7 separate regions of the Homo sapiens genome follow, and all the other regions are linked to region 2. A link is a contact called in ENCODE Hi-C or POLR2A ChIA-PET data. All regions are on one chromosome and are shown on one strand. The core of a region is the stretch at or near the end of the contact, and the rest is flanking DNA. Distances in the headings are between cores, read along the strand shown. Region 1 has its middle 53 kb from the start of MYB. Region 2 holds the start of BCLAF1 (BCL2 associated transcription factor 1). Region 3 has its middle 30 kb from the start of LINC02539. Region 4 overlaps LOC101928277 (a long non-coding RNA gene). Region 5 holds the start of TNFAIP3 (TNF alpha induced protein 3). Region 6 overlaps MYB (MYB proto-oncogene, transcription factor). Region 7 overlaps HBS1L (HBS1 like translational GTPase).

Evidence for each region. Hi-C counts contacts between places; a loop is a spot of excess contacts on that map. ChIA-PET counts read pairs that join two places held with the same protein, here RNA polymerase II (POLR2A). Pooled maps may share reads with other maps.
Region 1: a loop to region 2 is called in a pooled map, with 4 times the contacts of the local background. The contact joins the enhancer-like site here to the promoter of BCLAF1 in region 2. A Hi-C loop is called at or near these places in 1 of 37 single-sample maps with no recorded cell type and 5 of 50 pooled maps. POLR2A ChIA-PET finds 5 or more read pairs at or near these places in 6 of 52 experiments (CD4-positive, alpha-beta T cell, CD4-positive, alpha-beta memory T cell, CD8-positive, alpha-beta memory T cell and 3 more).
Region 3: a loop to region 2 is called in a map of natural killer cell, with 6 times the contacts of the local background. The contact joins the enhancer-like site here to the promoter of BCLAF1 in region 2. A Hi-C loop is called at or near these places in 1 of 168 maps with a recorded cell type or tissue (natural killer cell) and 4 of 50 pooled maps. POLR2A ChIA-PET finds 5 or more read pairs at or near these places in 1 of 52 experiments (CD4-positive, alpha-beta memory T cell).
Region 4: a loop to region 2 is called in a map with no recorded cell type, with 15 times the contacts of the local background. The contact joins the enhancer-like site here to the promoter of BCLAF1 in region 2. A Hi-C loop is called at or near these places in 3 of 37 single-sample maps with no recorded cell type and 3 of 50 pooled maps.
Region 5: a loop to region 2 is called in a map of B cell, with 9 times the contacts of the local background. The contact joins the promoter of TNFAIP3 here to the promoter of BCLAF1 in region 2. A Hi-C loop is called at or near these places in 3 of 168 maps with a recorded cell type or tissue (B cell, ascending aorta and naive thymus-derived CD4-positive, alpha-beta T cell), 2 of 37 single-sample maps with no recorded cell type and 14 of 50 pooled maps. POLR2A ChIA-PET finds 5 or more read pairs at or near these places in 1 of 52 experiments (CD4-positive, alpha-beta T cell).
Region 6: a loop to region 2 is called in a pooled map, with 3 times the contacts of the local background. The contact joins the enhancer-like site here to the promoter of BCLAF1 in region 2. A Hi-C loop is called at or near these places in 4 of 37 single-sample maps with no recorded cell type and 6 of 50 pooled maps. POLR2A ChIA-PET finds 5 or more read pairs at or near these places in 3 of 52 experiments (BJ, activated CD4-positive, alpha-beta memory T cell and activated T-cell).
Region 7: a loop to region 2 is called in a pooled map, with 6 times the contacts of the local background. The contact joins the enhancer-like site here to the promoter of BCLAF1 in region 2. A Hi-C loop is called at or near these places in 1 of 37 single-sample maps with no recorded cell type and 6 of 50 pooled maps. POLR2A ChIA-PET finds 5 or more read pairs at or near these places in 1 of 52 experiments (RWPE1).

Annotation. Positions count from the first base shown.
Region 1 is chr6:135,127,306-135,130,005 of GRCh38, reverse strand. No RefSeq gene overlaps it. Among named protein-coding and RNA genes, the nearest start is that of MYB, 53 kb to the left of the region's middle. Within about 2 kb of position 1,290, at least 3 of the 41 ENCODE cell types and tissues checked have a DNase peak (open chromatin) inside an H3K27ac peak, as active enhancers do; they include CD4-positive, alpha-beta T cell, where a contact is called at or near this core.
Region 2 is chr6:136,288,503-136,291,202 of GRCh38, reverse strand. It overlaps BCLAF1 (BCL2 associated transcription factor 1), which reads left to right and starts at 1,357. Exons shown (of 13, transcript NM_014739.3): 1 at 1,357-1,490. LOC124901408 (a long non-coding RNA gene) reads right to left here and starts at 1,189. Exons shown (of 4, transcript XR_007059784.1): 1 at 1,046-1,189. RefSeq lists enhancers at 662-781, 1,102-1,321, 686-1,885, 1,832-1,951, 1,370-1,966 and 2 more.
Region 3 is chr6:137,707,404-137,710,103 of GRCh38, reverse strand. No RefSeq gene overlaps it. Among named protein-coding and RNA genes, the nearest start is that of LINC02539, 30 kb to the left of the region's middle. RefSeq lists a silencer at 2,312-2,361. Within about 2 kb of position 1,408, at least 15 of the 41 ENCODE cell types and tissues checked have a DNase peak (open chromatin) inside an H3K27ac peak, as active enhancers do; they include natural killer cell, where a contact is called at or near this core.
Region 4 is chr6:134,869,734-134,872,433 of GRCh38, reverse strand. The region is part of intron 2 of LOC101928277 (a long non-coding RNA gene); the gene reads left to right. Among named protein-coding and RNA genes, the nearest start is that of ALDH8A1, 79 kb to the left of the region's middle. Within about 2 kb of position 1,278, at least 3 of the 41 ENCODE cell types and tissues checked have a DNase peak (open chromatin) inside an H3K27ac peak, as active enhancers do.
Region 5 is chr6:137,865,992-137,868,691 of GRCh38, reverse strand. It overlaps TNFAIP3 (TNF alpha induced protein 3), which reads right to left and starts at 1,433. Exons shown (of 9, transcript NM_001270508.2): 1 at 1,150-1,433. WAKMAR2 (wound and keratinocyte migration associated lncRNA 2) reads left to right here and starts at 459. Exons shown (of 4, transcript NR_049793.1): 1 at 459-1,050; 2 at 1,808-2,109. RefSeq lists silencers at 887-986, 1,127-1,296, 1,537-1,676 and an enhancer at 1,757-1,896.
Region 6 is chr6:135,208,683-135,211,382 of GRCh38, reverse strand. All of the region lies in intron 15 of MYB (MYB proto-oncogene, transcription factor), which reads right to left. The region is part of intron 2 of LOC105378011 (a long non-coding RNA gene); the gene reads left to right. Among named protein-coding and RNA genes, the nearest start is that of MYB, 29 kb to the right of the region's middle. Within about 2 kb of position 1,367, at least 4 of the 41 ENCODE cell types and tissues checked have a DNase peak (open chromatin) inside an H3K27ac peak, as active enhancers do.
Region 7 is chr6:135,013,208-135,015,907 of GRCh38, reverse strand. All of the region lies in intron 4 of HBS1L (HBS1 like translational GTPase), which reads left to right. Among named protein-coding and RNA genes, the nearest start is that of MIR3662, 35 kb to the right of the region's middle. Within about 2 kb of position 1,412, at least 3 of the 41 ENCODE cell types and tissues checked have a DNase peak (open chromatin) inside an H3K27ac peak, as active enhancers do.

The sequences.
Region 1 (2,700 bases), core at 41-2,540, 1.2 Mb after region 2:
CATGAGGTCAGGAGTTTGAGACCAATCTGGCCAACATAGTGAAACCCTGTCTCTAATAAAAATACAAAAAATTAGCTGGGTATGGTGGTGTTTTTGCCTGTAATCCCAGCTACTCGAGAGGCTGAGGCAGGAGAATCGTGTGAACCTGGAGGTGGAGGTTGCAGTGAGGTGAGATTGCGCCATTACACTCCAGCCTGGGCGACCGTGTGGGCTTGAGACTCTGTCTCAAAAAAAAAAACAAAACAAAAAAAACAAAAAAGGAGTACCTGCCTCATGAGCTTTCTGTGAGGATGAAATGAATTAATGCATGTGTCTTTGAATAGGTTCCTTGGAAAACTGCCTAAGGCAAAAGCTTCTGTGTTAATTTTTTATTAGGGAGTGCAATCCCAGGAGGCAAGAGAGGGGAAAAGGAATGTAAGACAGGAGAGGAGGGAGAGCAAATACAGAGGGTGCATTGCGCTGCTGGCCCGTCTTCCTGATCACTTGGTCTCACAGAACTGCTCCAAGGCTGTATGAAAACATCTAGAAACAGGCCCTCAGAAAGGAGGAAGAGCAAGCTATTCATCTGTCGGCTCCTTCCTGTCTCCTTTCTTTCATAGGTCAAAGTAGACCTATGGAGTTGGAACTCCACCACCTGTAAGAGCTGCATTAGCTGGCCCTCTGGGCAGCTGCTAGGAAAACCAGAATCTCCACAAGGCCAGTCAAGCCAGTGTGCAGGTCCAGTGGTCTCTGTCAGTCACAGCCCTACATGGTGGCTCCTTCCTCTTTAGCTACAGCGGCTACGGCAGCTGTGGCTTCACAGCCACAGGAACAATCTGAGCTGTATTGTTGGAGCCTGGATTCTTCTAGATATTCTCAAACCTAGAAACTAGTTGCTGCTCCCTCAGCAAAGTTTTTTTGTATGTGTTTGAGGGACATATTTGTTTTTGGCTCTGCCTGGTCTCTCTGTCTCCTACACTGTCCTTGAGATCTTCAAATATCTTTTTTTTTTTTTTTTTTGGTCATTTGGAGCTCAACTCAAATGTCACCTTCTCAGAAAGGCCTTCCAATGATGGGTGTAACTTTCCTTGTTCTCAGACATAAAGAGATGCATGTATATCCTTCTTCCCTTAAACTCTTAACCCTGTTTTTAAAATGCATCTACTTTTGTCCCACAGATGAGGACATTTTATATTACAAGAGGAAAAGGCGAGAATCGGGGCCTGCGGCTCACTCTCACACTCTGCAGCCTGGCAGTTCACAGCCAAACCACAAATGGAACTAATGTCTCACTATTGGCTTCCCATCACATCTGACCTATTATGAATCAACCCCCTTTCCCTATCAATGTCAAAACTGGCTTGTTCAGGATGTGAAAAGATGTCATTTCTCTTCCTGTTTCTTTTTCATTCTCTTTAAAACAATTAAGGTTGACTTTGAAGTCTTGGCTTATAGTAAATTTAGTGCTGGCAGTGAAATTTGGAAAGAAAAATCAGCCACTTACAAATATAAAAGATGCTTTTTACTTTATTTCTTTCCACTTCATCTCTCTATGCCTCCCTCCTCATAGAACATGTGTATAGTAACCCCCACCCTGCCACCCTGGGCTACTACAAGCTCAGTTCTTTGTTCCAGGTAATTGTTCCTGGAATGGTTTCTAACCCTCTTTGGTCAACACATGCTAAGTTACTCACAAGGCTCGAGAATTCATATTTTGTGATAAAGATAATGTGTGATTATAAAATAAAAGATCTAATATTTCCATTATAATCACCCTCTAATTTAATTTAGGGTTCTTTCAGGACTTTTTTTTTCTTTTTCTCTGCTTTCTTATTTGATCCACTTCCAAGCAACTTCTGTATAAAGGATAATGGTCAGAACTGACACCTTAACTTAATAAATCCAGAAATAAACACTCTCATAATGGATTGAATTCCTTGGCTTCCATGCAGCACAATCGTCTGTCTGTTAAGCACTCAGTTCTTTTTTAAATTTTTAAAAAATTTTTTATTATTTCAATAATTTTGGGGGACAGGTGGTGTTTGGTTACATGGATAAGTTCTTTAGTGGTGATTTCTGAGATTTTGGTGCACCCATCACCTGAGCAGTGGACACTGTACCCAATGTGTAGTCTTTTATCCCCTACCCCTCTCCCATCCTTCCCCCCAAGTCCCTAGAATCCATTCTATCATTCTTATGCCTTAAGTCCTCATAGCTTAGCTCCCACATATGAGTGAGAACATATGATGTTTGGTTTGCCATTTCTGAGTTACTTCACTTAGAATAATGGTCTTCAACTCCATCCAGGTTGCTGCAAATGCCATTATTATTATTATTATTATTATTATTATTATTATTATTATTTGAGAAGGAGTTCTGCTCTTGTTGCCCGGGCTGGTGTGCAAAGGCATGATCTCAGTTCACCGCAACCTCTGCCTCCTGGGTTCAAGTGATTCTCCTGCCTCAGCCTCCCAAGTAGCTGGAATTACAAGCATGCGCCACTACGCCCAGCTAATTTTGTATTTTTAGTAGAGTCGGTGTTTCTCCATGTTGGTCAGGCTGGTCTCAAACTCCTGACCTCAGGTGATTTGCCCACCTCAGCCTCCCAAAGTGCTGGGATTAGAGACGTGAACCACCGCACCTGGCCTAAATTTCTTTAAGTTGGTTTTCACCTTTCTCTGATGTATCATTGAGTAGCTTAATAATCGACCTTCTGAATTC
Region 2 (2,700 bases), core at 108-2,607:
GTATTTTGAATAAATGAATAACAGCATGTATTGGGAGCGCCCCGACTCCCAATACATGCAGAATAGCAGACGTGTATTGAGCCCTTAGTTGTTTTTTTTTTAAATATAGTTCATTCACTCAACAAATATTTCTGAGAACCTGCGAATGCTTGGGACATCAGGGCACAACAAAAAGGCCAAGGATTTCTGTGTCCACATCCTGAGGTGGTAATGGGGTGAGGGACAGACTGTACAATAAAAAACCTACGATTCACTCCATGAAAATGTTGTCGTTTTTCTAGTTCAGCTGGTAAACTGGACTGTGAAGAAAGAATGCTCTAAGCACAGTGTTAAATTCACAACCAGGGCCCAATCCTAGTTTCGATTCACTCACTGACACCCTGGTTGCTAATTACAAGTCTGAAATCCATCAAGGTAGTTAACATCTCTAAACATCAAAGCAATAGCGGTTTTAGGCCCTAAGAAAGTGCAGCCCGGAGAAGTATTAATGCAAAATGTGCTACGGCTGTTATTTAAATTCTATTCAAATCGAATGTGGCTTGCCTATTTATAATCTGACTTATAATTCTGGACAACCAAGCTACGTTGGGCTGTGTTCCTCGGCTGCCACAAATCATCGTCACAGGCTGAAAGCTCAACTGCTTCGTGCTCTTTATTTTTTCATGCCTATGCCAACGTTGCCGATGTGGTAAAGCTGTCATCACGCCGCCAGAAGGGCGGCCTTCTTTGGCACGAGCAGCCTAAGAGGTTTCCGGCTGCTGCGGCTTGAGCTCCGATTTGATCAGACGCCACGAAAGGGATTTAGATCGTGGCCATTTTTCAACTAAGTGCGTCTGCCGAATTTAATAGCAAACCAAAAGCCACATTTTCTAATCTCCAGTTAGGCGTCCAAGAGGAAAAGTGGCGCTTGCTGGCTGAGGGAGCAGCGTGTCTGCAATTACAGCCACGTCTTGCCTCCTGGTCTTTTCCTCAGTGTGGGATTGTCTTTTTGTTTTTTGCCTGGTCTGAGCCGGCCCCACAGAAAGAACAGACCAGACGAGCTTACTGAGGTAAAACGCAGGGGCGGCGGTGAGGTCTAGGGGGTCTACTCAGAACGAGGCAGAGACACCAGCGAAAAGCGCCGTATGGCGAAGCTAACTCAGGCCTGACAAAACACCCACCCTACTCTACCGCCTCTCCGGCCAAGGCTGACGCTACGGGCCAGAGGGCGGAGCCGTCACATCTTCCCGCGAGACCAGCCACGCGACTTCCCAGAAGGCCGCAGGCAACATCTTAATAGCAGCCAGGAAGCCGGACCGGAGCGGAAGGGTGGGCGGGGCTTGCCCGCATATTTAGCGGCACCCGAGGCCACGCCCCAGATCGGAAGTGACGGAGACGTGCTAGCGCGTCGAAGGTAGCTCTATGGTTTTCCTCGCGTTCTTGAGTCGGGAAATGGCCGCTGTGTGGTTGCAACGGAGATAAATTCCCGGAACCGCGATTCGGCGTGTCAGGTAGGCCTCGCAATGTATTCAAGTTACTCCAGGGGCAGTGAAGACCGAGGACAGGCCATATTTTTGACTCTTTTGTGGGTGGTGTCGGGTTGGCGGCGAAAGGAGAACCAAGGAGACGTTGCGCCGTTATTTATGCGTTTTTTCGTTAGCTTCTCTCAGGTTTTCGAGGCACTACGGGCCGAAAAGGCCGGGCGGGGGCGCTGAGCAGTGCTAACGGCGGGCGCGCGCGTGTTTGCGAACCTGCCTGGAGACCCACAGCCCGCGCGGCCTCCCGTGCGCGTGCGCATATCTTCCTCTTCCACCCTTCCCCCATTTCTTCAGCCCGTACCTCTGCGCGCGCCCGACTGAACGCTCCGCGCACGCGCGCTCGTTCATTTTTCTCTCCCCCGCCTATGGCGCCGACGGCCGCTGGAGGTGCAACTTGTGTCCGCCTCTCATTGGCTGGGACTGCCACCTTTCTTCGTGGCCTGTGGGGTTTTGAGAAAATAACTGTGACCCGCAGCAAAGTGCGTTGAGTAGGTCTACCCCTTTTCGCGTGGTCTTTAAAACTGCCCTCCGGCTTCAGACCACCCGTCAGTTAATGCCTCGTTTTTGTGATGCTACTAGGTTTTAGTGCTCTGTTCTGCCTCTCGCTGCTGACCCTGGTTCTCTGGAGTTAATTTCGGTACCCGCGGCAACCTGCTGTTTTGAAGCGAGCGCGCGCTGTTGACTGGTGCTGGTTGCCTAGTTACGGTTCCCTAGCGAGAGGATTGGGTCTTAGCTGGTGGTTCTGAGCGTGGCCCTGCCCCATCCGGCTGAAAGTGCGGTTCTTCATGAGTACTAGCGAAGCCGAGTCTTTTCAAGTGATTCAGCCCATTTAGTCGTGTCAGAAATGTTGCAGCCACGATTGGTGGACAGCTGGTGTGAGAAATGGGTGGGAGTGGCGAATTGGACTTTGCCTTCATTTTAAATTCATGAGTTGGCTTGATTCGCTTTTAAGATTTATTTCTTCAGAATCAAGCTGAAGTACCAGCAGCTACTTTGCTACCTCAGACTTTTTTAAAAAGCATTTTAGAACTGGAAACAAATTAAGACTGAAGTTGAAAGCAAGTGTGGCTAACACTGACGAAAAAGATGAGCTACTTCAGACTTGTACCTCACTGCAACAGCCTCTTTTAAATTTTTTGGTGTTACAAAGCAAAACAAAATTTCTTGTTCCTCTTGTGAATTC
Region 3 (2,700 bases), core at 159-2,658, 1.4 Mb before region 2:
GCTCACTTTTCTTTCTATGCTCTCCAAGTAGCTGTTCTTTGGCCCACTTGACTCACAGTCAAACTAGTTTCAATCTTGTACTCCTGAAACATTTGTTTAATGAATGAATATCCTGTTACAGGTTGCCCCAGGACTTCAGAGCCCTGATGAGGACTGATACTTAAATGACATCAGATATTAACCCCAATGAGTTTGTGCTTCCTTCAATCTGCAGGGCTTCATTCAACCTGAAGTTGCCCCCTGGAGGGCCCTGAGCACATCCAGGCCTAAGCCTTCGCGTTAGTCTGCTCAGGCTGCTGTAACAAAAGATCGTAGCCTGGGTGGCTTAAACAACAGAAATCTATTTCTCACAGTTCTGGAGGCTGGGAAGTCAAAAATCAAGGTGCTGGCTAATTCGGTTCCCTGGTGAAGGCTGTCTTTCTGGCTTGCACACATTTGTCGTCTTGCAACATGGTCACATGCCTTTCTTTGGTGCACGTTCACACAGAGAGAGAGAGAAAGAGAGGGAGAGAGAGAGAGACCTCTTCCTTCCATAATAAGGTCATAAGGCCACCAGTCATACAGGATTAGGGCCCCACCCTTATGCCCTCGTTTAACCTTAACTACCTCCTAAAGACCTGTCTCCAAATATAGTCACATTGGGAGCTAGGACTTCAATATATGAATTTTGAAGGGATAAAATTCAGTCCATAGAAGACCTAATTTCTTCTTCCCGCACAATGTCACTTTCCTTTTTTAATGTTATTATTAACTTTTAAAAAATGTATACATCTCCTGTAAAATCCACATTTTAATCCTTTGTTATTCCTGGCTTGCTTCACTCATTGATTCTACCTACCCAGCCCCTTTAGACATTAAAGTTTTTATCCGATGCCCATTGATTTAACCAGGGACTATATTTTCCAAACTGAAACTCAGGACATACAACATTATCACTATGAATATGCTTATGGAAGAGTAGAACAAAAAGCCAGAAATTGGGATTGTCTTGGAATAGTATGGATATGCAGAAAATGATGATAAATAACCGAATTCTCCATATTTGTATGACAGTGATTGAGAAGAGTATTAATGTAGCTTGATGCTTGGTGCCACTCAAACCCACCAAAAGTTCTATTTGCCCATTTAGATGTTTTGATGGTGAGGAGCTTGTTGGTGTTGGGCTGTGGAAGATACAAAGGTTGAAGACAGATGCTGTTCTCCATGATAGAGCTTTGCAAGTTTTCTTTGGCCCATGATGTAAAGCAAGAAATTTTACTTTACAACCCTGCAGACTGTGATGCATTCTGATCTGTTCTATTCTATTCTATTCTTTCTACAATGGGTGTTATAGCCTACATAATTGGTTTTCAAAACATGACTCTATTGCTATGTGCATTGGAAAAAACACAGTTCTTGTGGGCTGGGTCCAATAGGTTTTGGTTTCCTTTCTGTTAAAAAATATTTTGATTAGCATGAAGGTCTTTTTGTTTGTTTATTTTTGTGTTTTAATACATGTAGGTACTAGACTAGTATCTAGAAATAATTTCATGCTCTTAGAAACGTATCTGCTGGAACTTTTCTATTCACAGATCAGAGATTTTTGGAACTGGAAGGAACTGCAGGGGTCAAGTCAGAATACATGGCTCAGGAGTCTTTATGTTGAAGCTCCAGTGTTTGGATGCAGTGATCTTAAAAACGCAATTCACAAAAATTGTTCTCTTTGTTTTTTGACTCTTCTAACAGAACTCATCTTCAATTTAGTTTGCTAATTGCCTGTGTGCCATGATCTTGTTCTCCTTTGCAGAGCTCACAGGATGGGTTTTTGTTTTGTTTTGTTTTGTTTTGTTTTTAGTTTCCTTGCTGTTTTTCCAGGTCACAGCACCGCAGTCGATTGGTGATTGTGGTTTGAGGTCACCTACAGAAGGCGGGGCGGGGAACCCAAAGATTTTATTGCACACCTCAAATTGCTCTCTGATGACACCAAGAGCGTCAAAGTCCTGAGGCCGAGTTGTCAGTGAACATTCGCCAGGAAAAGCAGGGGTGAAGCTGCTTATGGGCGAAGATGAATCCCGTGCTGCCATCTATTGGTAATGTCATGAAACAGCAATTTTTAATACCACCTGATTTTTAAAAAATTTGTTTTGGGGGGAACTATAGTTCACTGTTACCTGTTCTCCAAATTTATATTTCCCAAGAAGTCTTGATTTCAAGTGAAGGAATCTGTGGATGGGAATGACCCATCTTTAACCCTAATGAACTTTGTCTGTAAAGTGAACCAAGGGGACAGGGGAATTCCCACACCGTCTCATTACTGCCCAAGCCGACACACTTCCCTTTGAGGATGGTTTGAGGGAAGGAGGGACTGTCTGCTTGTCAGAGGGATTTCAAAGAACACACTGTTCTCATCCTTCAGATCTTGCCGATTGCTTCATGGGCTGCCCGAGATTACCATATGTTTTTTGCAAAGGGTGACTTCAAAACAAAACAGAATAGACCCTCTCTGTTTTGAAGCCTGTTGATTCTAAATGCTACACCATTGCAAATAGTTCTCTGGGTTTATTTATTAGCAAGGGAAGCCAGACATCAAGGACCAACCACTTCCATTTTAAAAAGATCCCTGTTCATTAAAAATAAAAATAAAGTAGCCTGGAGTGCAGCGGGGTGATCATGACTCATTGCAGCCTTGACTTCCTGGGTTCAAGTGATCCTCCCGCCTCA
Region 4 (2,700 bases), core at 29-2,528, 1.4 Mb after region 2:
GGGGCCAAGCCATAGGGAAAGACCTGAAGGAGGAAGGATGACCTTCTCCAACCACGTGTGGGGACAAAAGGTAACCTGTTGTTGCCTGCCCCAATGCCCCTAAAGGTAGGAAAATAAAAACCTGGCTTAATGTATAAAGCAGCATTGGGGTAACGTCACCTTGGGGTGGTTGCCCGCCATAACCTGGAGTTGTTGCTCCCTGTAGTACTGCTGTGGCCTCTGGATCCAGGGTTCTGCCCTGCAGGCATGTCTCCCACTAGAACTCCCTTGGCCTACAGGGTGGAATGTAAGGCCTATATGTCAGACCTGTGTGTCCAAAGCCTATGTCTCGCTCAGCCTAGGGGGTGGAGTGTAAGGAAAATGGATTTGCTGCAGTCAAGAATAGGCCAAAGGCCGGGCACGGTGGCTCACGCCTGTAATCCCAGCACTTTGGGAGGCCGAGGCGGGTGGATCATGAGGTCAGGAGATCGAGACCATCCTGGCTAACAAGGTGAAACCCCGTCTCTACTAAAAATACAAAAAATTAGCCGGGCGCGGTGGCGGGCGCCTGTAGTCCCAGCTACTCGGGAGGCTGAGGCAGGAGAATGGCGTGAACCCGGGAAGCGGAGCTTGCAGTGAGCCGAGATTGCGCCACTGCAGTCCGCAGTCCGGCCTGGGCGACAGAGCGAGACTCCGTCTCAAAAAAAAAAAAAAAAAAAAAAAAAAGAATAGGCCAAGGTAGATATCCAGTCCAGCATGACTGAGCAAGTTTGGAGCACAGGAGCACAACTCCACACATTATGTAATCACACCATGTGAGGCGCATTAGGTGATCACCCACATGAGCTTGTGCTTGGCTCGGACCCACTATTGTCTGTACAAGGTATAATTACCCTACTGATGCTGTACATACAGCTTGCACCTGGGCTCACTCGTGCCCAGAGGGAGAGTAAAGCCATGTCGAAACTGTCTACGATTCCTCGAGTGTTTTTCCAGCTACCCACCACTCACCCACTGACTCCCCTCAGACCTCAGTTAGAACCTGACACTGACTAAGACACAGTCATAGCTCAGAGGATGTTTGATTTCTTATCCTGGACACTGAAAGCAGTTACATGGATTCTAGCATACTTTGGCATAATTTCTCCTCCTGCATACCTTATGGGGTGAGGATATAGAATATGTCCCCGTTGCTAATCTCTAAGTGAACTCTGTACCTTTAAATCTTCATGGACAAGCATCCTTGTGGTTTTCACCAGGTGCACTCAATCTAGAACAGGAAGGAGTGTGGATGAAGTTTCTTGTGTTAAGCAATAACAGATGTATGTATCCAGTGCTGTGCCGGTCAATGTTTAAAGCTCAGCTCTGGTGGAGGTGGGGTCTAGGAAGCCCTGATTTGTAGCGTTTGCCATTTTCTGTGGTGTAAATATTTTTACCATGCTGATTTTAAACCAAAAGTGTAACATCATTGAACATACTTTGGGAAGAGATGCTACCCAGCTCTTGCAAGCTGATGCGAACTGGTTCCAGCACCTCCCAGTTTACACCCAGTTACAGACAGATTGGGATAAACACATTTATGTTACAGTGGGAATTTCATAGGTTAAAACATTACAGTAAAGAAGTTTGACGGGAAAGTCATTGTGGGGGTATTATTAGTCAGCAGGTGACTATAAATAGGAAGCACAGGTGTGTTTGTGTTCTCAGTGGAGGGCCCTGCTGCTGTTCACTCACTCCGGGTTTCAGATGCAAAGTGAAGGCAGCCTGGTGATCCTAGAATCCTGATACATTGTCACAGCGTCTGAACTATTGGATATGTTGGCTTACTATTTGCAAATAAAGCTTCAGTTATAGCTTGAAGCTTATTTTATCCTTTCTCAAATTAGTTTTATGTCGAATTAGCAACATAAGGTGAGAATGAAAAAATTAACTAAAAATGACAGAACAACTAACGTGGTTTCTTGTTTTCCTTCTTTTCTTCTTTTTTTTTGTTTTTTGTTTTATGTTGTTTTTGAGACAGTCTTGCTCTGTCTTTCAGGCTGGAATGCAGTGGTCCAATCTCGGCTTACTGCAACCTCTGCCTCCCAGGTTCAAGTGATTCTCCTGCCTCAGCCTCCTGAGTACCTGGGATTACAGGCTTGTGCCACCACGCCCCACTAATTTTTTTTTTGAAACAGTATCTCACTCTATTGCCCAGGCTGGAGTGCAGTGGCACGATCATGGTTCACTGCAACCTCCACCTCCTGGGCTCAAACGATTCTCATGCCTCAGCCTCACGAGTAGCTGGTACTAGAGGCGTGTGCCACCATGCCCGGCTAATTTTTTGTATTTTTAGTTGAGACGGGTTTTCACCATGTTGCCCAGGCTAGTCTCGAACTCCTGAGCTCAGGCAGTCTGCCCACCTCGGCATTCCAAAGTGCTAGGGCTACAGGCGTGAGCCACCATGCCCGGCCATAATTTTTGCATTTTTAGTAGACACGGGGTTTCACCATGTTGGCCAGGCTGGTCTTGAGCTCCTCACCTCAAGTGATCCACCTGCCTCAGCCTCCCGAAGTGCTAGGATTACAGGCATGAGCCACACCCCCGGCCAACTAACATGGTTTCATTGAAGTTCTCTGAATATACTCCTGAAATTTGACCAAAATCATATAACCAAATCTTGGCATCTAGAACCCAGGAGCTGGCCCGTAATACTTGAAAGAACAAAGTTTGAAGAGAGAA
Region 5 (2,700 bases), core at 184-2,683, 1.6 Mb before region 2:
TTACCTCACTGTCTTATTTAAAGGTAGTTTCTCAACTTTTGTCACTAGGATTCCACAGAACTTCTCCGTTACTCAAACTCTTCTCCCCCTTGTTTTATTTTTCCACTCTGGGCAGACATTTTTGTCTGCATTGTGGAAATTGATGAATTATTTATCAACAAATACCTCATCCAAATTTGGGGATGTGCCTCTCCAAAAAATCAAAAATAGTACAAAGAATTGAAAAAAAAATCAAAGCAGCACCTTAAACAATGAGAATGAAGCATTCATTGGCTGCTCAATAATCTGGTACATTAAGGTTGCGGTCCAGAAGTCCCTTTAATTAACAATGGTTCTGCCAAAATGCTACCCTGAGACACTTGACCAGACTGGCTTTCCAAGGCAAGAAGATCTGAGGCGAGGAGAACCGAAAACAAAGCGGGCTCAAAAAGAGTTAAGCTCCTTCCTTACTTAATGCCACTGCTTTTCTGAGAGGCCAGGTGGCAGGATGTGGGACGACTCCAGCTGACAAAGACAGTCTAACCGTGGGGTAGGGGCTGGAGCAGGGGCCAGCGACCCACGTCTACATGCATACTTCTCTTACACTGCTGCTACTGGAAAAGCTGAACCCCGCGCCAGGACCCCAGCCCCCTGCAAGGACCCGTGAGCGTCTGGGAAGCTGTCTCTGGGACTGAAGCCCCCCACCTCCGCCGGGCTGGCGGCCACTGCGGTACCCTACGCCCCGTCGGGCTGGTCCTGCACAATTTGGGAAAAAGCCGCAGCGCTTCTGCAAGGTCTACGTGGCCATGAGCATGCAACGCTTGGCTCCAAAAAAGACACGAAAGGAGCAAAGCGCCAACGACCACCCGATCGGAGGGCCCGAGGGGCGCCTCTTCACCAGTCAGCTGCAGCTTAAGTTCCGTGCATTATCTGAAAGGAACAGCTGGCTGGAGGTATCCAGGGCTGTCACTCCAACCTCTGCAGCAGTGACCTCAACTCCCAGCACTTCAAAACCCAGACAGAAACGTCCAACAAACTCCCAGTCCAGGAGCGCTGCAAAACCAACGCCAGGTAGACGGTGCCAGCCCGGGGGTCGCTGCCCAACATGCACCCGCAGCCCTTGACTGCGGTGAGCCCGAGGCAGACGGCACGGGGAGGCGCGGCGGTTACCTCTCCGGGAGGCGCGGCGGTTACCTCTCCGGGAGGCGCGGCGGTTACCTCTCCGGGCCCCGCGATCCTTTCGCAAAGTCCCAAGTCCTGGTCAAGGCAGGAGCGCGCCGCAGGCGGGGGTCGGGGCAGGGACCGGGCGGAGGCGACGCTCCATGGACGCCTGGGGTCGGGCTCGCTCGCTGGCAGGGTCGGCTGGGGGTGTGATCTCTCTTGGCGGCCGCTCTCACCGCTCCGCCCCCGCGGGCTCCAAGCTCGCTTGGCCCGCCACGAAGACTGCAGACTGCGCAGTCTGCTTTGCCCCGTTTCAGTTGTATGCGGGTTGTAGGCCCGGGGATTTCCACGGGACTTTCCAAAGTCACGTGACTCTCTGGGTCGGGCTGCGAAGTGCGTCCAGCCGGCCGCCAGAGGGCGCAGGGGGCGAGGGGCGCGCGCGGCCTCCGCCCGACCGGGCCTGCGGGCCCCGCCCCGCCCCCTTTCCCTGCCCCGCCCCGCTGCCCCGCCCCGCCCGGTCCCTGCAGGCGCCCGGAGAAACTCCCTCGCCCCGCCCCGGGGTGTCCCCGCGTGAGTCACCTGGGCATTTCGGAAGCTGGGGTCACGTCACATCCATGTGGAAATCGCGGTGATGGGAACTGGAAATGAAATAGGTTCTTTTTCGCAGTTGTTTTTCTGCAGAAAATCATCAACTGTGGAGAAGAAGAAGGGAAATAAGAAAGAAAGAAAACCCTAAAAACCACCCTGGCGCCCGGGCCCGCAGGCCTCGGGCCGGCTCTGAAAAGTTTGGGCTGTGCACGTGATGAGCGCGTAGGCGGGAGCCCCAGACAGGACCCGGGCGGGCATTTCGAGAAAAAGCAGCGGTGACAGCCTTTGGTCCCCATCTCCATTGTTCCTGCCAGCTCTGGACCCCAGGCTGCATGAGACGTAGGTCCCAGGGGACACCCGACCCCGTGGCCCCAGTCTTAGGTAAACTTAGGAATCAGAACAACACTCACCCCTATGCCGCGCTTGCTCCATTTCCCCTTGTCTATTTCTGCTCACCAAGCATCCAGCTGACATTGCATTCAAAGCAGCATTTCAGCTTAGAAATCGCTTCTAGTCCATCACGGTGCTTGCCATGTGTCTCCAAGGCTTTATTAGGTGTGTTTTTAGTTGTCCTGATAATCAGTTCACCCCAGGGTGCTGATGGCTGATAATACTGGCGCTTCCCTCCCTACCCCCATGCGTTGCACAGGGAGGGTGAGTCATGTGGAGATGGATGCAGCCCCCTGGGCAGTGGGGGTGCAGGTGCTGTGCAGGGAGGAGTCTTAGGGCGTTTTTACTGTCTTACTGCCCTCTAAGCACGGGACCCTTTGGATCATTTACTAGATTGGCTAAACTAGAACCGGATGGAAATATTCTGTACTATGGTCCCCTTAATTACATTTAAGAATACTTGTCAGGCCATATATCACAGGTTTTTAATTAGAAAAGTATCCTCCTCTCGCCAGTAAGGACTTGCAGAGATGGGGGTGGGGGCTGGATGGAGGGTGGCACTTTTTTGGCAAAAAGAAGTTT
Region 6 (2,700 bases), core at 118-2,617, 1.1 Mb after region 2:
TTAGCCCTTCTCAGTTCAACCCAAAAGCTATACACAGAAAAGCTGCTTAATTTATAACATTTTTTGAAAGCAGGTCACTGAATTACTACTGACAGCCACGTGAATTTCTGCCAGGGTAAGTGGAAAAAAGTGACCAAAAGGGAGAACCAAATGAGTGTGCAGGCATCCAGGGGAGCGGGTCAGCACAGCACACTAGATGAAAAAGGCTCGGAAAGATCTCTGTCGTGTGCAGACGGTTTCCATGTCTGTTTAAATGACAACACGAACAGCAGAAAAATAGAGAAAACCAGTAAATCAGTTGCTTCATCTCCATCATACCGCGAGGTCTGACTACCTTTATTTCAAGGAATCAGTTGAATCAGCTCTCTCTTTTGGTGACCCACTGACACAGTTCTGTAAGAGTGGGACAGGGAATAGCATGCCAGAGGAAATAATATACCACAATGAAAAAAACAAACAAAAACCCGAAAAACAAAAAACCACCCTGGCCTTTGGTGAGGGCTCCTTGCCTGCATTTCAAGGACAGGGACTATGTGGCGACTCTGCCTAATAATATCACCTGTGTATAGTGGCAAGTGTGCCGCCATCTTGAAAGCAATATTATATCCATTTGATCTTCACAGTAACCTGTGTGATGAGTGAAGGATATTCCATGGTCCCAAACTTATACTTTGCTTAATTGTGTTCACTTGATGAATTAAAGTCATGCCGTTTGAAAACAGTGGAGTCTAGCCTGGAACCCAGGTTCTGTTGCCCCCATGCTTGTTTATTATACTGCTCAGCAGTGCCTATCAGGCAAAAAGGGCTTGCCTTATTTTTTTGAAAAATATAAAAGTTCATAGACAAATAACAAAATAGGAGCAATCTAAAACACGCTGAACCGAAAGCTGAGGGGAGTATCAACTGCTAGCAACATTTTTAAATTCTTTGATACTGTGTAAATGTGTTTAAATAATAATGGCTGGAGAAATTTCTTTAACTTAAACTCCTTGTTTTAAAAAAGTCAGGCCATGGGCAAGCCAAGTCAGGAAATTAAAATTTAAGGCTGTCATTCTGTGGTTACGAAAAAGAGGCAAGTGAGTGAGTAGAAAGCCTATGAACACATCTTTTACACTTGGGTTTTAAATAGGAATAAAAGGAAATTATAATTTAAGAGAAAAATACAGAAGTTCAGAAGGCTTATAACTTAAAGCACGGTTTTTGATCTACCAATAAAAATGTCTACCTTAAGGAAAGTTGATTAGCATAATGTGCTTTTTTCAAAACAAAGGAAATGGAAAGCACGCTGAGGAAAGCAGGCAACTCTTTTCTCCTTGCTGAGGAGGGAGCTATGCGTCTGCCTCGGTCTCTCTCGGGTAACTACTGAAGGGCAGAATCCAGCAGCATTCCACAGTGCCTTTCATACCACAAATGCACGCTTTCTAGGCTGAATGTTTTCTCTACTTCCTCATTTGTGACCATTTTATAAGCTTCTAGACTCTATCCTCTACCCCACACAATGTGGAGAAAAGGCTGAATACTGACAATGATATGACATGAAAATCTCATATATTCTGAGCCACATGAAAGACACAAATATGAAAAACATCTCAGAACATTTTTATTATAAGAATATCCTGTTTGCTTTTACAATTTAAAATTAAAACAACTGTGAAAATATAAAAGAAACATAACAATTATAAGATTATGTAGCTGTTGCAAATTCCTTTTGGAAAAAGACTAAGTAATTAAAAAAACAAACATAACATGAGTGTACATAATGGCTTATAAAAGCCTCTATTTAAGCACTGTAGATTATAGATTAGGGGATACATGGAGAGCTCTGGATTATTAAAATTCACTGAGTCTTGGCTAGGTGTGGCAGCTCACGCCTGTAATCCTAGCACTTTGGGAGGCTGAGACAGGCAGATCACCTGAGGTTGGGAGTTTGAGCCTGGCCTGGCCAACATGGTGAAACCATGTCTCTACTAAAAATACGAAAATTAGCTGAGTGTGGTGGTGGGTGCCTGTAATCCCAACTACTTGGGAAACTGAGGCAGGAGAATAGCTTGGACCAAGGAGGTGGAGGTTGCAGTAAGCCAAGATTGTACCACTGCACTGCAGCCTGGGTGACAGAGTGAGACTCTGTCTCAAAACAAAACAAAAAAAATTATTTGTATCTCAATGACAAACCACATAACAATGGACAGACTTAGCACCCTGATTTTGGTGTCTATGTACCATTTCTCACTAAGAGGATTCAGAGCACCATGGGGAAATGGCTGATTCCAGTAAGAGAGTAAGGAAATGTGGCTATTAAATTAAAGCAACTTAAATTAATTCAAATTGAAAATTCTGCTCCTCAGCAGCACTTGCCATATTTCAAGTGCTCAAAAGCCACTGGCTATCATAGTGGATAGCAGCATATTAGATATTTCCTTCACATCACTGTAGAAGTTCTATTAGACAGCACTGGACTAGAGAGTAAAAGAGATTTAAGAGGCTTAACCAAATGCAATGTGTGAAATTGTTTCAATTTTGATTCTTTTTTGGATTAATGGGAAAATTTAAATATACCTGAGAATGAGAAGATTAAAGAATTATTGTTAAATATGTAATGATGGTATTAGGTTATATATAAAAATGTCTATTTTTAGAGACACATCTGGAAGTACATGAGAATAAAATGTTATATTAGTTGGAATTTACTTTAAAATACTT
Region 7 (2,700 bases), core at 163-2,662, 1.3 Mb after region 2:
GTCTGGAAAAAAAAAAAAAAAAAAAGGCTGGGCTCGTTAGCTCATGCCTATAATCCCAGCACTTTGGGAGGCTGAGGTGGGTGGATTGCTTGAGCTCAGGAGTTCAAGACCAGCCTGGGCAACACAGCGAAACCCCATGTCTACTAAAATACAAAACAATTAGCTGGGCGTGATGGCGTGTGCCTGTAGTCCCAGCTACTGGGGAGGCTGAGGCAGGAGAATTGCTTGAACCCGGGAGGCAGAGGTTGCAGTGAGCCAAGATCACGCTACTGCACTCCAGCCTGGGCAACAGAACGAGACTCTGTCCCCCAAGAAAAATAAATAAATCAGTATGTGTGTGTATATTTACATTTAGAGGCACTTTGTTGGCAGTTTTTGTATACATTCAACTTCAAAATCACCCTGCTTCAGTTACCTTGGGAATACCACTTCCATGAGGTCCTGAGATTTAGAGGACAGAGAGTGGAAAGGGGAGGGTGCCGTGGAAGCAACCTAGAGAACACCAGAGCGAGAACTCCACTAATCAGCCATGTGAACTTTGGAATCTCACTTAAATTTTCATCTGTAAAATGATGGACAAGACCAAATGACCTCTAACATATGGCTCTCCAACTGTATGATATGTGAATCTCAATTCTATGTAAGGATTCTATGAGGAAGGTAAATACTTGTTTTCAGCCTCCCTCTCTATTGAGTATTAAGAGTTCCTTCATTGGCTGCCTTCTCATTCTTCATTTTCGATAAGCAATCTAGGTCTTGAATTGCTTCATGTGTTTTAATGTTGGTAAACATTCCTGTAAACCTGATTATCCAACTGTTTTCTATGGATTTCTATCTGTATGTCTGGGTTGTTTTTTGTTTATTTGATTTTTTGAGACAGGGTCTTGCTCTGCCGCTCAGGGTGGAGTACAGTGGCATGATCTTGGCTCACTGCAACCTCCGCCTCCCGGGCTCAAGCAATCCATCTTCCTCAGCCTCCCGAGTACCTAGGACTACAGGCGTGTACCACTATGCCCAGCTAATTTTTTTGTGGTTTTTTTTTTTTTTTTTTTTTTTGTAGAGACAGTTTCTCCGTGTTGCCCAGGCTGGTCTTGAACTCCTGGGCTCAGGTGATCTGCCCACCTCAGTCTCCCAAGGTGATGGGATTACAGGCATGAGCCACTGTAGCCGGCCTCTATCTGTATGTCTTAAAGGAATCTCTGACCAAATGTGTCTATATTCATGAACAGTGTCTAGGTTAGAGTCATAGCAGTCATTGAGGTTCCTATGTTTTGCCTTCCTAAGATTTAATTAATCTCCATGTTCTATTAATGTATTGACTCTCATGTCTGTTCCTTCTTACTCATTTCCGGTACTATAGTACTTGTTCAGCTGCAGTCACAGTGGTTGTGGTCTCCTAGAAACTTATCTTAATTTCTCTGTCTCTTTTTTTCGTTTCATCTTATCGTACTGTTCATCACATCTGTTAGAATGAAAGCTATCTAAAAACAGTCTGTCACTCACCTTTGTGTCCTCAGTGCCAAGAACATGCTATAATTTAACCTGAAAAACTCTGAAGATCCAAGATCGTATCTAGGCAGTCTTTCATAAAATAAAATTTTTGGTGACAGTTTCTGCTTAGGAGGAGGAAGCAGAGTTCCTTTATGGACTGTTGTAATTTTGTGCTGAATGAAAGGAGTAAGAGAAATAAGATTCTGACCAGCAGACTTCTCTTAGTTTCCTGGAAGGTATTTCCTGTTTGTTCATGGCATCACCATCTACCCTTTCTTTCTTGGCAGAAAATCTGAGGACTGTCCTTTCTCTCATCTCCTCTGTTCATTCAGATATCAAGGATTCATGATTTTACCTTGTACACTTGTCCCTTGTTTCCTTGGGTTTCGGCTCTGGTACCCCCCTCCATCAAGCATCTGCTGATGCTTAAATCCCTGATATAAAATGTCATCGTATTTGCATATAACCTATGCATATCTTCCTGTATACTTCTACATCATCTGTAGATTACTTTTTTAAATTACCATTACATGAAAAGGAATCTAGATTATAAGTAATCTAGATACCAAATACTATGTAAATAGTAGTTAAATACTTATTTGTAAATTTTTTCAAATATTTTCAATTTGTGTTTGGTCTAATCCATGGATGCAGAACCCAAGGATATGAAGGTCTGACTGTAATATCTTTTAAAGTAAAGTCTCTTAAATATTCCTTTCTCTATCTCCATTGCTCTTAGATCACTGTAGAATTTCTTACATGTATTTGTACAACAATCTTCTAACTGCTTTCCTTTCAATCTTGCCTCCACAATCCATTTTCTATTCTGGGGTCAGAGTAAGTTTTAAAAGTATGATATGTTTCTCCAACGCTTAAATTCCTTCAGTGGCTCTTATGTTTCAAGATCAAGTGAAATATTAGACATGGTTCTAAATGAGTTACCTGCTTTTCTAATCTTATGTCTCACCACATTCTTGGGTCTGTTTATTTCAGTACCTAGCTCAGTGTCACACAGTTGGCATTTCTCGCCTTCCCTTCATGAATGAATATGTGATAGGTAGAGAGTAATTTGTGTTTGTAAATGTCCTGGTATCACATGAGAAAAAGAAGTTGGCATTTTGGTGACTGGCAGAGACCCACGGACTGTGTGCTTTCATATGTGCCAGTCATTACATGTACTTTACATGTATTGGCTCATTTAATTCTCAG